Linked DNA regions of Homo sapiens: regions 1 and 3 are each linked to region 2. The links are chromatin loops, found by intact Hi-C in ENCODE. Cell type or tissue: B cell. All regions are shown on one strand.

Evidence for each region. Hi-C counts contacts between places; a loop is a spot of excess contacts. Peaks named below come from ENCODE experiments on the same cell type or tissue, not always from the same donor. Only the 100,000 strongest peaks of a DNase experiment are listed, where the experiment ranks them.
Region 1: it touches region 2 in a loop (4-fold over the local background); 3 of 110 quality-filtered maps call a loop at or near these places.
Region 3: it touches region 2 in a loop (22-fold over the local background); 3 of 110 quality-filtered maps call a loop at or near these places.

What each region holds. Positions count from the first base shown.
Region 1 is chr15:65,919,553-65,924,552 of GRCh38, forward strand. It overlaps MEGF11 (multiple EGF like domains 11), which reads right to left. Exons shown (of 26, transcript NM_001385028.1): 14 at 3,271-3,417; 15 at 2,786-2,920. Among named protein-coding and RNA genes, the nearest start is that of RAB11A, 53 kb to the left of the region's middle. RefSeq lists an enhancer at 2,238-2,807. In B cell, no CTCF peak of the experiment used is centred here; DNase peaks (open chromatin) are centred at 749 and 2,349; H3K4me3 peaks cover 846 bases; H3K27ac peaks cover 1,941 bases.
Region 2 is chr15:65,980,030-65,985,029 of GRCh38, forward strand. MEGF11 (multiple EGF like domains 11) reads right to left here. Exons shown (of 26, transcript NM_001385028.1): 6 at 2,213-2,459; 7 at 749-869. Among named protein-coding and RNA genes, the nearest start is that of MIR4311, 58 kb to the right of the region's middle. RefSeq lists enhancers at 281-781, 782-1,282, 2,073-2,573. In B cell, CTCF peaks have their summits at 1,033 (motif pointing right), 2,455 and 2,667; DNase peaks (open chromatin) are centred at 1,102 and 2,302; H3K4me3 peaks cover 1,215 bases; H3K27me3 peaks cover 2,396 bases.
Region 3 is chr15:65,899,695-65,904,694 of GRCh38, forward strand. All of the region lies in intron 24 of MEGF11 (multiple EGF like domains 11), which reads right to left. Among named protein-coding and RNA genes, the nearest start is that of RAB11A, 33 kb to the left of the region's middle. RefSeq lists enhancers at 2,663-2,882, 2,969-3,760 and a silencer at 2,802-2,966. In B cell, no CTCF peak of the experiment used is centred here; a DNase peak (open chromatin) is centred at 2,927; H3K27ac peaks cover 788 bases.

The sequences.
Region 1 (5,000 bases), 60 kb before region 2:
GACACAGACACGAAGTGTACACGTGGTGTTGGAAACATGGCACCGACAGGGCTTGCTTAAGGCAGAGTTGCCACAAACCTTTGGTTTTTTTGTTTCGAGACAGAGTCTCGCTACGTTGCCCAGGCCGGAGTGCAGTGGTGCAATCTCGGCTTACTGCAACCTTTTCCTCCCAGGTTCAAGCGATTCTCCTGCCTTAGCCTCCCCAGATAGGCACGCGCCACCATGTCCGGCTAATTTTTGTATTTTTAGTAGAAACAGGGTTTCACCATGTTGGCCAGGCTGGTCTCGAACTCCTGACCTCAAGCCTTGGCCTCCCAAAGTGCTGGGATTACAGATGTGAACCACTGCACCCGGCCAAACTTTTAATTTAAACAAAACAAAACAAAAAACAACAAGCAAAATGCAGTTTCTGTGAAGCACAATAAAACAAGGTATGCCTGTATTTAGTTCACTTACTCTTGGAATACTATTATATAGTCTCACTATTATGCCTTATCATTAACTCTGCTTTGTAGATGAGAAACTGAGGCAGGTTAAGTAACTTGCCCAAGGTCACACAACTAGGAAGTTGTACTGCTTGCTGGCTAAGTGCCTTTGAGCAAACTCTCTGTTTCCTCATCTTTGAGGTGGGAATGGGAACCCTCACCGACTGTCCTAGGACCATGGTTAGTAGCTGTGGCAGGCTGGCTGATTTGGGGCCCCATGCTTCCCCTGGCAGAAACCTTGGCTCCCTTCCAGGAAGTTCCAGTGCCAAGAGGGTGACATGCATCTCACCTGTTTGCAGCTCAGGCTCCAGCTTTTTGAAAAGCAGGCTGCCCAGCCTCTTCTTTCCTACCTCTGGGAGGTGCTTGATTTGGGGAACCCATCCCCAAGTCCTGGCCCTCTGTGGGGAGTAGGGTGCCAGAGCTGCTCCCCCTACCCTACCCCCAAAATGAACTCTGAGCTTCTCTAACAAGAGTCTTATCTTTGAAGTCTTTCTCACATACATGAGGCCAACAAATTTACCCACAGAACTGCTAATATGATCAATCTAATCCATTAATTGGTCGACTTCTTAGCTGAATCAAGAGTAAGGCAAAGAGAGGGGCAGTGGACAGAAGGGGGGCTGGTGAAAAGAAAACATCTGGTTATATTTAATCTGTGTTTAATGATTCTGCGTAAGCAGTGTCTGTAATTTGTAACTTGCTGGAAAGCCAGTCATTAGAAGGTGTCAGTTCAATTTTTTACAAGGTTTAAGACTTAACCAGGGCAGTTGCCATTAATAGCAAACTCCATTAGATCTATATGTGGGAAATACTCATTAGGCCAGTGGGCGATAAATCAGACAACGCAGCATCTGAGAGTTACTCCTCGGGCTGCATGGGTCCTAATTTAGACCTAGACTATCTGTATTGATGGCCTAGTCTCCTGTGTTTAATAAGTGAACCTCGACATGTCAGGTTATGATTAAACCATCCTAGGAGGGCTGCAAGTAAATGAAACTGTCACATATGTTTCTCTGGGGCTCAAACTTCTCATGACCTCAAAGCATCATGTAGTAAACTTTCTATTCATACATATTAACAGCCCACACACTTGCAAAAATAGCCCAGCTCAGCAGTGATTATTCATCAAAAGAATGGGTTCCCCTGGGAGGTAGTGAGCTCTCAGTCAACAGAAGTATTTAAGCAGAGTCCAGATGAGATTTCTTGCATAGATGACCTTGAAGTTGCTTTTAGCCCTAAGTTTAACTTACCCTAAGCTCCCTTCACTCCTTTCAGGTTAGAATGCAAGTTCTGTAACCTTGTGTTCAAACCTGTTCTGAAGGTCCCAGCCTACCTTCTGAGCCCCATTTCCCACCCCCAGCTACCATATCCATCAGCTGTTCCCTGTAGCATGCCCATGTCTCTGTGCTTTGCCCAAGCTGCTTCCTCTACACAGAATGCTTTTCTTCCTTTTCCACCTTTCAAGCTAAGGCCCAGCTGAAGTCCTGCATGGTCCATGGAGCCTTCACCCAAATCCACACTGTCTTGTCCTAAGAAAGCCAGGGATGGCAATAGGCAATGATGTGTGGAGGCAGCTCCTACCTTCTCACTGGTTGTTCAATATTTGGGAATTTTGTGAATGATGTTAAACCATTGGTACCTTAAAATCAGCCGTGGTAGGAATATTTATATTTTAAAAATCTGCAGATGTTACAGATCAGGGTTTTTCCCCCACAAAGAGCTGGTAGGGTGGAACACCAATGCAAATAAGCTTTATATCTCTTTTCAACTCCTGCTGAGTGGTAGCAGTTCTTGGAGTCGGTATTGTGAAGGATTCTGAGGTCAAGTCAGGAAAGCATATGGGGAGGGATTAGGGATGGTGGCCTGAATATGACGGGGAGAAGGGCTTGGAAGTTGCCATCTCCAGCCAGAGCCAGCTCCTCTGCACTCCCACAGCATTCTCTGCCTTTACCCTTGGCACTCGGCACAGACCACATGGTGCCACTTCTGATGCAGATCTCTGTGCTTGTTTCACTTTTCATCCCTTCAGCATGCATGTCGGAATCAGAATTTGTTTCTGCCACTTGCTAGCTGCGAAATCACAGACAAATCATTTCACTTCTGTGAGGCTGTTAACTGTGTTAGGGCCTTTGTCTCATGCCATGTGGGGCTCAATTCTCATAAAGGCAGCCCAAGTCCTGAAGAGGGAAGGAGCTACCTCCATAGCGTATGATGAAAATCCCCAAGCCCTTCCTTCCCTGCCACTTTCCTCCCAGAACCTCTCACCTCCCCACCCAGTACCTTCCCACTGGAGACAGTACCTTGGTTGCAGAGAGCTCCAGAGAATCCTGGGAGGCACTCACAGATGCCGCTGATGTGGTGGCAGGGCCTGCTGCTGTGCACGCAGAGGGGGCATGGCTGGGCGCAGCCGTGGCCATAGAACCCAGGGGGGCAGACTGAGGGTGAAGGGAAGATGGTGGTCAGCAGCCCAAGAGACCCCAGCCAGCCTAGCTACCCTTCCTGTTCCACACTTCTCAGAAACATGGGGAGACCTGCATCCTTCCCTCATCTTGGAGGGCGCATCCCTTTCTGCAGAGAAGAGCTGTGGTGTGGCCCTGTTTCCATTGAGTAGCTGGGCTGGGCCCCAAACCTGGGGACAGAACTGCAGAGGGAGAGACTAGAGGGAAGGAAGAGATGGGGGCTGATTCAAGAGCCCAGCCTCTCTCAGGCCATGGCTAGTTCCAACTGGAGAGGGCTAGGGAGGATTAGCCCTCTGAGCTCTTCGGGGTCAGGGGATTAGCCTTACTTCTCTGGCATAAGGGTCCTCGGAAGCCAGGGGCACACTCGCAGCTCCCATCCTCTGGGGAGCAGGAGCCTCCATTCTCACAGCTGCAGGAGACAGAGCAGTTGGGGCCCCAGCGGCCAGGTGGACACGTGCTGTCACAGCGGATGCCTGTGGGCCAGAGGCAGACTCGGGTCAGTGGTAAGAGAGGTGAGGATGAAGGGAAGAATGGAGGGAAGGGGGACAGTGCAGTATGAAGAGGTGGAGGCAAGCATAGTGCATCCAGGAATGTAGAGGAGAAACCCGGCTGAGGCTTGGCTGGTCATGGAGGATTTTCAGGAAGAAGTGATGTCCAGAGTTCTAAAAGTCGAGGAGGAATTGACCAAGCAAATGAAATTATATGTACAAAGAGCAGGAGGCAGGAGAAAGAATCATGTCTTGAAAGAAATTACAAATAGCAAGTGTGGCTGAACCACAAAGTGCAAAATGGGGTACGGCAAGAGATGAGATTGTGGGAGTAAGAAGGGACCAGATCACAAGGGCCTCTTCTGTATGGCATCCAAGAACAGGACCGGGAGGAACCAACTATGGGCAAGTAAGTGCCAGCTGGGAGTGAGCCATATGCCCACGCATGTTAGCCCAGGAGCCACTGGTGCTGCTGGGTCCCTGCCAACCCACCCAGGGAGGGGCTCAGAGAGTAGGTAGGATCTTTTCAGATTCTTCTGACCAGACTCCTCAGCGCAGTATGTGTATCATTCATGCATACATACAATAGAAACCAGTACTTTGCAAAAATTACATTTACTGTCACTATGTATGTTGGACTCTGATGTTTTCTCTGTACTATGATGTATTCGATTTCAGCTTTTAAAATGCTAGTTGTAACCCAACAATTTGATTTAATGACCCTCAGTTTGACAGAGGCTTATGGGGGAATGGATGGAATTTCTCAATAAGAAAAAGGAACAAAGTCTATAATAGTCTTTTTGGGCTCAGGTAGAGGAAATGTTTGTTAGGTTCCCTACAGCCTGAAGGTGAAGAAGGAATTTTAAAAGGCCTGAGGCTGGATGCCCCAGCTCTGGGGTAGGTTTTCTTCCCAGGCAGAAAGGCTTCCAGTCTGACATGCATTAGGGAAATGGAACATGTGAGCCCAGGAGATTGGCTTGGCTTCAGCAGGTGAATATCAGAGGCTCAGAGAGGGGCAGAATTAGCTGAAAAATCATGTCTGCCTTGTTATAAGGACAGTGATTGTGGGAAAGAGAAAGAAAGGAGAAAGACACTCATGCCCAGTGAACAGAGCCAGCCCTACCAGCAGCAGGAGAGCAGTGGGACCAATTTAGAGGCAGACTGGAATTGTACAAGCCCACCTGGGCTGGCGAGGAGAGGGGAGGGAGGGTGGAACCACCGGAGAGGGGAGAGGGAGGGAGATGCAACAGGCTTTACTCATCCTCCTGTTCCTCAGTCTAGCCCAGCATCTGTGCTCCCTCCCTGTAATGTCTCAGTTTTGCAGCAGGGTAGAGGCTTCAGATGCCACTCTCTGGGAAATGGTTGCGGGTGGGTAGGTGGGGTGTGGGTGGGGGGGGGGGCAAGTGGTTTCCTCCCCAGGGAATGGGATCTGGCAGCCATATTTGCCATATTTTACCCATTGACAGGGGTCTCTCCCAGTGGTGGTTCAGGTGCCCAAGAGGTGAACCCTGGACAGGCATCATAGATTGACTAGAGGGAGCTTGGGAAAGTGGAAACCATAAAACTGT
Region 2 (5,000 bases):
CACAGAATCAGAATGTGTGTGTGTGTGCAAGTGCAGGGGGCGAAGTTAGATAAATTCAGGTCATCCATACCTGCTGTTTCTCCTCCTTTCCCAGCCTTTTCTGCCACCTCTGGCCCAGGGCCTGTGGCAGCTCATGTGGGTGCTCACACCCAAAGACAAAGCTAATCTTACAAGAAGAATTCAATTTCTTTGCACACGAGAGACCACAGGCTCAGAGAGGTGAGTAACTTGCTTCAGACCACACAGCACTTAGAGATGGCAGACCTGGGATTCAAAGCTGTGTCCATGGCACCACTGGCAGCGTTTAGTGATGCCCTATGGCGATAAATAGGAGGGAGGGTATTCAGAGTGGGAGAAGAATTCAGCTTTTTTTTTTTTTTTTTTTTTTTTGTGAGACAGAGTCTCACTCTGTTGCCCAGGCTGGAGTGCAGCAAATTGATCTTGGCTGTGACCTCTGCCCCCTGGTTCAAGTTATTCTTGTGCCTCAGCCTCCCGAGTAGCTGAGATTACAGACGTATGACACAACGCCTGGCTAATTTTTGTATTTTTAGTAGAGATGGGGTTTCGCCATGTTGGCCAGGCTGGTCTCAAACTCCTGACCTCAAGTGATCTGCGGGCCTCGGCCTCCCAAAGTGCTGGGATTACAGTCACGAGTACCATGCCCGGCTAGTTTAGCCTTTTAAGGTATGTGTGAGTGATGAAGGCTCAGCCCTCCAGTGCCCCACCCAGATCCTTTGGGCCCACTTACCGTCCAGCCTGGGGGGCAGGCACACTCGCCAGTGATGTGGTGGCAGGTGCCCCCATTCTGACAGGGGCAGCGCAGCTCACAGTGAGCTCCATGGCTCCCAGGAGGGCACAGCTCCTCGCAGCTGCATGGAGAAGCAGAGGTGTTAGACACAGCAGCATTCAGATCAGGTGGCAGGGCCCCAGTGCTCCAGGGTTCCCTAGGAATTCCTCCGCAGTTAATGGATCTGTATTAGGCACAGCATCCGCTGAACTGCAGTCCTGCTCCCTGCCAGGAGGGGGAAGCAAGGCTCAGACTGAATACATTGGAATGTAGGGTGCTTGGGCCAATACTTGTGGGATGACTTAAGTGTTCTTAGTGTACAGAAGAGTATTCTGGGGAGGAGGCTGAGGAAGGCTTCCCAAGGAGGAAGGCATTTTACTTGGGCCTTAAAGGTGAAGTTAATTTAACCAGGAGAATGGAAGGAAGGGCATGCCAGGCCAAAGTCATTGCATTAATGAAGGCACTGAGAAGTGCTCATGGATCCCATCTTTAAGAATCCACCTAGATTCAGAGAGGGGAAGAATCTGGAGCACGTTCCTTCCAGGCTCAGGAAGGCTCCCAGCTCCCATGACAGGCTCATTTGCAGGGACTGGGTGCTGTTGAAGGGTGGGGCAGGATTTGCATGGGGTCTTGGTCTTGGGCCTTCATCCAATGGCCCTGGCCTCTAGCTCACTAGGACTTGGGAGCTGGCCAGACATCGGGGTAGGGAACACCCTCAATCAACAACGTCTCTGTGGTCAGAGTCCTTGGCCACCCCTCAGGATCTAGGCTGTTGGAGAGGCCACAGAGTCTGCTACAGGGTTGGGAGGAGAACTTCAATCTTGCCTCTGAGGGGGTCTCAGCTAAGCAGTCTTGTAGGTCTCCTGTCAATACTACTCTCTGGGGAACTGGAATGAGGGGCTGTTTGGTGTCTGGGGAGAGAAAGTAGGGGAGAGGAACAGGCAGAGTAATCCTCCCAAATCTGTACATGGTATCTGCCTAGGACCCTCACCTCTCTCTGTCCCAAATGCCCTAGAAGGGAAGGCCCCAGGTGAGCAGCATCATTTGGGTAAGGTCAGAAGAGACTTTCAAGATAAGGGCTGTCTCTGCCAGGAAGGGCCTCCTGGGAGGGTTTTAGGGAGTGCCCACTCGGGCAGTCTCAGGAAGGACCAGTCAACGCGGTCCTGGAAGGAAGGAATCTGAGACCTGCGTGGGTGAGGCCTGGGCATTTAGACTCACAGGAGATTTCACAGCCAAGACTATCCCTCCTGGTCCCACCACCCAGCCCACCCACAAGGAGCCCAGGGCTGGGCGTGCAGCTGCGGTGAGGGCAGCCACTCCAGGCCCCGCCCCAGCCCCTCCACCTCCTCTACCCTCCCCACCCAGGCACCCTCCAGGTCCCGCCCCTCCAGGTCCCGCCCCTCCAGGTCCTGCCGCATGACTCACTAGACGCCGGTGTAGCCAGGTGCGCAGAGGCACTCGCCGGCGCGGGGGTCGCAGCTGGCACCGTGTCGGCACTGGCACGGCAGCTGGCATCCCTTGCCGTGGGTGCCAGGTGCGCAGAGCTCCTCGCAGCGCCATCCACGGAAGCCGGCGGCGCACACGCAGGCGCCTGTGATGGGGTTACACAGGGCGCCGTTCTGGCACTGGCACCGGTTGCTGCAGTGGGGCCCCCAGTGGTCGCTGTCGCAGCCTGCAAGAGACGGGACAGTCAGGGATCAGGAGCCCCGAAGGCTCTCCTTGGGGCAGGGGCCAGGAACCGATGCCCATGCGGCCTTCCCATCTTTGCAGCGCTGCTCCCCGGACAGGTGGCAGCAAGGGGTGCCTGGAAGCTTTGGTGCCTCATAACCTGCATCAGTTCTTCCACCAAGCCATGCAAATAGTCGCACAGGCTAAGAAGGGCAGAGCGTTTGTTTCCTCAAGGCAGCTTCAGAACCTACCTCCTGGTCCGGCCATTCTCTTCCAACCAAATGGCTGCCCTAAGCCCCCCTCTCCTGTATTGAAATTCCGGAGCCACAAGCTGTTTACATCCCTCTTTGCTAAGCTCTTGGTTGGCTGCCTGTTTCTGTTCCTTTCTGCCGGGCCCTTTCTTTTCCCATCTGCCACCCCTCTCCTCTGTGACCCTACCCCTCTCTTCTTGGGACCTGCGGGACCCAGCCCATTCCAGCTCCCATTTCTCTATCTTTCCTGCCCGCTTCTCCCTCTTCCCCACACGCATTGGTTTTCTCACCATTTGCATTTCACTCACTCTCTGGGAATATTTCCTCTAACTCCCTGCCCCTCCCCTGGCTCCATCTCCCTGTCACCCTTTTCATCTCTTCCTCATGCTTCTTCCTTTCAGTAATGCCTACGCCCCCTGGTTGCTTCAGCTTCAGTTCAGTTTCATTACTTTCCAAGCAGCCAGCTTCAGAAGGAGCAGGAAAAAGAAAGGCTTCCCTGGGAAGTAACAGGCAGCCTTCAAGATCTTTACATGTAATTAAATGTTTCAAAGAGAGATAGCTGAGCCAGTGTTGCAGAAATTCACACTCTACGGCTATGGAAAGGGGCTGAGTAGCAGAGCCCCAGAGAGGTCACCAAGCCTGCTGCCACCTCCCACTCTGACCCTCCCCGATGCATATGGGACACACAATAACAAGATGTCCTCAGTTATAGCCTCATTCGCTCAAATTCTGGGGTGAAAGTAGGGTGTGGAGTTCAGGCATGGACAGGCACACATAATGTTCTGGGAGAAGTTGGATGGAAAGAATGATTGCTCCCAGCTAAGGAGACCAGGCAAGGCTTCTTAAAACAGAAGCCATCTCAAGTGGGCTGTAAAGGATGTCTCACTTGTCTGGCTAATAGGGTGAGCAACCATCTTGCTTTCAGCACTGAAAGTTCCACATTCTGGGAAATCCCTCAGTCCTGGGCAAACTGGAGTGGCCGGTCACCGAGATTATCTGTTGCTGTTTGTGCTCCAGGTTTCTAGGGTTTAGACACTCAGAGAGGAAAGGGGGCAGGTGAGTGGGACTGGGAAGGTGTCACTGGGGTAGACTCAATATAAGCAAAGATACAGTGGCGTTCAAGTGTTGGGCGTGTACAAGGGTACAAGGTTCCAGTGTGGCCAGTAAGTGCATGTGATCTTTGGGGGCTGAAGGTTGGTGGAAGGATCAGCCCCACCAGTCCCCGACATGTCCCTCCTACCTGCTGACCAAGGTCAAGCGGTCAATGTCATGGAGCCTGCCTATCATCCTGTAGCAGACAGAATCACCAAGGCCTGGAACTCCCATTACCCTATCTTGGTTCATCCCTTCTTCATCTGTGCCCCAAGTATTCACACACACACAAACTGAACTGCCAAGTTATGAGTGAGTCTCACCCTATATTTTCCACCTGCTATTACAGTGAGTAAAGCAAAAATTAAATCCATTTATGCTACAGCCTCCACTCACATTGAAAAAGGCTCACAGAAGGCTGGACACCGTGGCTCATACCTGTAATCCTAGCACTTTGGGAGGCCAAGGTGGGTGGATTGCTTGAGCTCAAGAGTTCAAGAACAGCCTGGGCAACACGGTGAAACCTCATCTCTACTAAAATACAAAAAATTAGACTGGCGTGGCAGCATGCGCCTGTAGTCCCAGCTACTTGGGAGGCTGAGTCAAGAGAATTGCTTGAACCCGGGAGGCAGAGGTTGCAGTGAGCTGAGATTGCACCACTGCACTCTAGCCTGGGCGATAGAGCAAGACTCCGTGTCAAAAAAAAAAAAAAAAAAAAAAAAAGGCTCACAGGACAGAGAGTGACTGAGTATCCAGCAGTCCAGCACCTCCTACCTCATCCTCTCTTTGGGACACACACTCAGTGAGCAGAAGGACTAGCAGAATTATCTATGGTACCATTTCTCTTTTAGTTGCCAAGCACACGTAGTTGAATTCACATAGCTTATTGTCCATATGTTGTGACTATTATGATAATGACAACCACATTTTACTTATTTATTTATTTATTTATTTATTTTGAGACAGAGTCTCGCTCTATTAGGCAGGATGGAGTACAGTGGTGTGATCTCGGCTCACTGCAACCTCTGTCTCCCGGGTTCAAGCAATTCTCCTGCCTCAGCCTCCCGAGTAGCTGGGATTACAGGCGCCTGCCACCACGCCTGGCTAATTTTTGTATTTTTAGTAGAGATGGGGTTTCACCATGTTGGCCGGGTTGGTCTCAAACTCTTGACCTCAGGTGATCCACCTGCCTCAGTCTCCCA
Region 3 (5,000 bases), 80 kb before region 2:
CTAGCCTTTGGAAAGTTCCTGTTTTCTAGCAAGCCTGTAACGTGTTCTTGGGTTGCTTACCCCCCTGTTCTTGTCAATGCTAACTGAAACCTATTTCAGCAGTATCTTTCTGATACTAGAGCTCATGCTTCCTTTCCTGCCACCTCTCAGTTGTATAGTTGTACCATCCCCGAGACTTCAGAGTACAAAAGGATGCAGGCTGGTTTCCAAATATGAAATGAGGTACTGTAGTTTCACTGGAGGAAGATGGGTTCTTTAGTGACTGGGAGTTACGGAAGGAAAGGGGATTCCCTCTTTCAGCCTCTGTACCATTCTCTGTTTGGGGAAGATCACTGACTCCTGCAGATAGTCCCAGGCAAGGCAGGATTTGCCTGGAAAGAGCAGTAAACTCTAATCTAGCAGCTCTGACCTTCTTCTGTGAAGCTCTGCTAGACAAGGGATCTAGACACAAGCACTGAGCTGCTTGAGTTGATAGAAGTGATCTAAAAGGCGTCTCAGCACTAAATTTCTGTGAAAGGTAGCAGATGGTGAAATTCTTGGATGATCTGTCACTAGAACTACCACAGTTTACATTTTGGGCTGCTATTTATGCTGTCTCCAATTTGTGAGAGTAATGAAAATGGTAAAAAGTGAAAGTGATAATGTAACTCAATGGATGTCTTAGATGTACCTTGGGACCCTGAAAGCAGAACACTCCGTATGGCTGAAGTAGCTAGATGTGTGCCACCACAAGTAGTCTTATCTCCCATAAAAGGCAACTGGTTGGAAGAGTATTTACTTTTCTGTTAAAGTAGATGTCCATTCTGTTGATGTTTGTTTCAGCAGATAGTATTTCCTCAATCTTGTACAAAAATATGTTCAGCCATTAGTTCCTTCAAGTGTTCACACAACACTCTGTGGTATAGGTAGAGCAATAATTCTCTCTCTCCTTCTCCTCTCATTGCTTATTGAGGAAGTCATTGCTTATGAGATTTAGAGTGGAAATTGACTTCCTCAGGATCACACTGCTTATCACTAGCAGAGCAAACTCTGTAGAACCAGGCTCAGCATTTTCCATCACAATTTAGCCCAGAAGTAGAGAGGGATATTGGCTTTAGTCACGTCTTAAGATTGTGGCCTCTTTAGCATATGACTCTAGAGAGAAGGAGAAAACATCCTTGCGAGACACTGAACGATCTCAGCTAGCACCAGCAAGGCCTAAAGGGAGGCCAGATATAGGCCCAGATGCTGGTTGACTTTTATTTCAAATGCTGCACTAGTGCCCTGATTTCACTAAGTTACTTATTTGAGACACCTACCAACTTCATATATATTTTTATTAGATGTCGACAAGGATGGCACATCTGTGTATGGAGACCCCATGTGCACAGGTGACTTCATTTCTACATAGCTGCTTGGACCCTTGACTGTGACCTGCCCAAACCACATAAATTTGCCCCTTAGAGGGTACTTAGTTTTTTAGTACAAGGAAGTGGTGGTAAGTCCAAGAACCCCAGCATGGCCCATCTGTCCCACTTTGGGTTCTCTGAACTCACCAGCCAAGGAGTAAGGCAATAAGGCACAGAGCTTCTGGTTTGGAAGCTGAGGACTAGTAGTATTTAAAGAAAGGCTATTGCACCTGCCTCAACTGCATATTTTCTAACGTGATGAATAACCACTTTATGTAGCAATTATAGTCTTCATTCCAATTAGGTCATTTGAAACTTGTTACATAATGAATAGGGCTGTGCAGAAAGGACTATTACTACTTCAGAATGAGGAATCTGAAGCTCAGAAAATTTGCTAGTATAATTCCTAATGTTAGTAAGTAGTTGAACCCCTATTGTCTCTTAGTTGATACCAATCAAGATGTTTTCCCTCACTACGTGTCTTGTTATCCAGTGCTCCTGTCCTTATCTCTAAAGGCAAACTGTATCTGCAGCAGCTCCACCTTACTCTGAACTCACCAGTCAAGGAGTAAGGCAGTAAGGCACAGAGCTTCTGGTTTGGAAGCTGAGGACTAGTAGTATTTAAAGAAAAGCTATTGCAGCTGCCTCAACTGCATATTTTCTAACATGTGAGGAATAACCACTTTATGTAGCACGTATAGTCTTCATTCCAATTAGGTCATTTGAAACTTGTTACATCGTGAATAGGGCTGGGCAGAAAGGACTGTTGTTTCTACTTTAGAATGAGGAATCTGAAGCTCAGAAAATTTGCTAATATAATTCCTAATGTTAGTAAATAGTTTAGTCAGGACTCAACCCCTGTCTTCTCTTGATACCAATCAAGATGTTTTCCCTCACTACGTGTCTTGTTATCCAGGGCTCCTGTCCATATCTCTAAAGGCAAACTGTATCTGCAGCAGCTACACCTTACCCTTAACAAGGAATGTCTTTCATCTATGGGGCTAAGCCCAGCTGAGAGAAAAAGGCTAAGCTCTTAAGTTTTTTGTGGATATCCCATGACTGAGTTAGGGCAGTAGGAGAGCCTTGAAGTTCAATGCCTAAAAGAACCTCGGCCAGTTGATAGTGCCTCTTCTCATTTTCACCAGAAAAGTCGGGGCTACTTTAAAGTTTTGGGGAATCAATTGTTGGCTCTGGAGCAGGGGATGATCCTAAATGGATAAAAGAGAAGTTGATGTCTGTGGGGAGGGGCTAAGCTCAGGGGGAAGTATCTTCCATACAGGAGCAGAGGATGGAGCAGTGCATGTATGTGTTGGCTGGGTGGTGAGAAAAGGGTGTTGAATTATGGACTCTTCTGTACCCCATCTCTACTGGGACTGGAGAATGGGGAAGGGCTGGGCAAGCTGGAAACTCCACCTCAGGAAGCCACTTTGTTCTCCAGCTGAGTCATCCACCTGCCTGCAAGAGGGGAGGGCAGGGTTGAGTGGAAGAATAACCAGCTGCTCTTAGATACTTCCTCATCCTTTCATAGCCCCACCCCTGTCCCAGTCCCAGCCCTTCAGGGCATTTTGCAAAGAAAGAGGAAGCATCAACCCAGGCTACCCAAGCTCTGGGAGTCACTCCTCCAAGGCTTGTCATTTGCATCAGGATTGGCGGCTTGGTCCTGTAATGCCCTGGCATTTGGTCTCATCTGGTTCCTGCCTCCCCACATAGTCATACACTGTCAGAGACAGAGGGGGCTTCTGAGATGAACTAAACATTTTCATTTTATAAAGGGAGCATCAAATCTAGAGAGAGGCAGTGACTTTCCAGGGCCACCTTGTGTGTGGGATCTGAGCCCACCTTGGCTTCTAGGTGCATGCTAACCTCCACTAAGGCCCAACTTAACTGTCAGGGAAAAACCCAGGCACCGAATATCCATCTCTTGCTTCTTGGCTTGCTACTATTAATAGAAGGCCACACTGCCTCTTCTCTTCCTGGGCCATAAATTAGCATCCTTCTCTTGATTGAGAGATAGGAGGAGGAGGTCTTGGGGTCAGAACACTGGCTTTAAAAAGTAATCTTCAGGATGTCATTGGGCTCCTAACTACCTAAGAGCCCAAGTTTACGCAAAGACAGACTTGGAAGTTAGATGGGAACGAGCACACAGGTGGGGAAAGTGGCAGCAACAGTGGGCTCAAGGATTCCAGCATCATAAAGGCGATGGAGAATAGCAATTTGAAATGGCTGACAAGGAATTGAACACGAGGCAGTTTGTTGCAGAATCACTGTGCTAGGGGGAGAAGGGGAAATAGAAGGGTGTTGAGCAGTGTAAGTGGTCTCCCTTAACCTCCGGGATGACAGTGAGTGGAGTTCTTCAGTAAGTAACAGGGGAAAGGGCAGGCATTGACTAAGGCTTTTGGAATGTCAGAGCTTGAAAGGGCCTCAGAGATGCTGTTAGTACAGCCCCATCGTTTTATAGTGGAAGAAACCAAGACCCAGAAAACAGTGCTGTGACCTGGTCAGCACCATACAGCAAGAACTAGGACTACAACCCACATTCCTTAACTCCTAGGCTAGGGCTTTTTCCCACTGAGTTCAGAGAACACTGAGACTCTTAATTCTTAGTAGTTCTGATTTGGTTTGGCCCAGTAGTTTTAGGAACTAGTTTCATTTGTGCTAGACTAGCTTATTAAGTGTTTATTTCGGGGGGCGTTAGCCAATTAGTGGGATTTATTCCATGTTTTGGTAAGTATTGTTATAAAGTTCTGAACTGTGACATCATATTTTCCTCTTTTTCAGTTCTCTTATTCTGATGTATTGGTCCCCAACACCTGCTGGTACATTTGCTTACATAGCTCTCTTTTCTTTTTAAAGGATGATTGTAGCCAGAGTGGTAAAATAAGATCTGGCTGGCTGCCTGCTGAGCCCTCGCCTGCACTCAGAGGTCAGATATATGATTCTACACAATAGTAATGAAATGTATGCTGAGGCAGAGACACTGCTTTCCTGAGCTTTGTTTTACATGTATGATTGCGAATCTGAAAGTAACCACCCTAATCAATGTACAGGACAACACAGTGCATAGGAAAGTTGTGTGTTCAGTTATTGGGGTTTCTGGTCCTGAGTTTATTCATGCTTGAGTCATGCGTGTTCTTCAGCTAGAAAGGCCCTTAGAGAGCTTTCTGCCCAATCCTTATACCTTTTTGAGAAAGAAACTGAGGTGCCAGGTCATAGTCACGAAATAGAACTGTTCTTTGTTTTCAGCCTTACCTACTGTTCCTCATTTGGATGGTTTAAGTCAAAACACACAGAAAATTGCCAAAATAATGCTTCCAAGGGAGTAATGTCTGTTGGCTGGCTGGGGATGACCTTTTGTCCTCAGACAGTTCTCTTGGGCTGTGTATATCCTAACAAAGGCCGATAGTGACTCAGCCTTATCGCTGTCTTGTTCAGAATGCAGTACTTACCACCATCCCCTACCCTGAGCTCACCCCACATCTAATCATCTCCCCAAAAGGACTGTAGACGACTAGCTGTTCTTGGTTAGGGAATGGTTGTGTCTTGGTGTATGTAAAACTAGGTCTGAAAGACTAGAACGGTAATCAGGGACATCTGGGTCAGTCTAGACCAGTG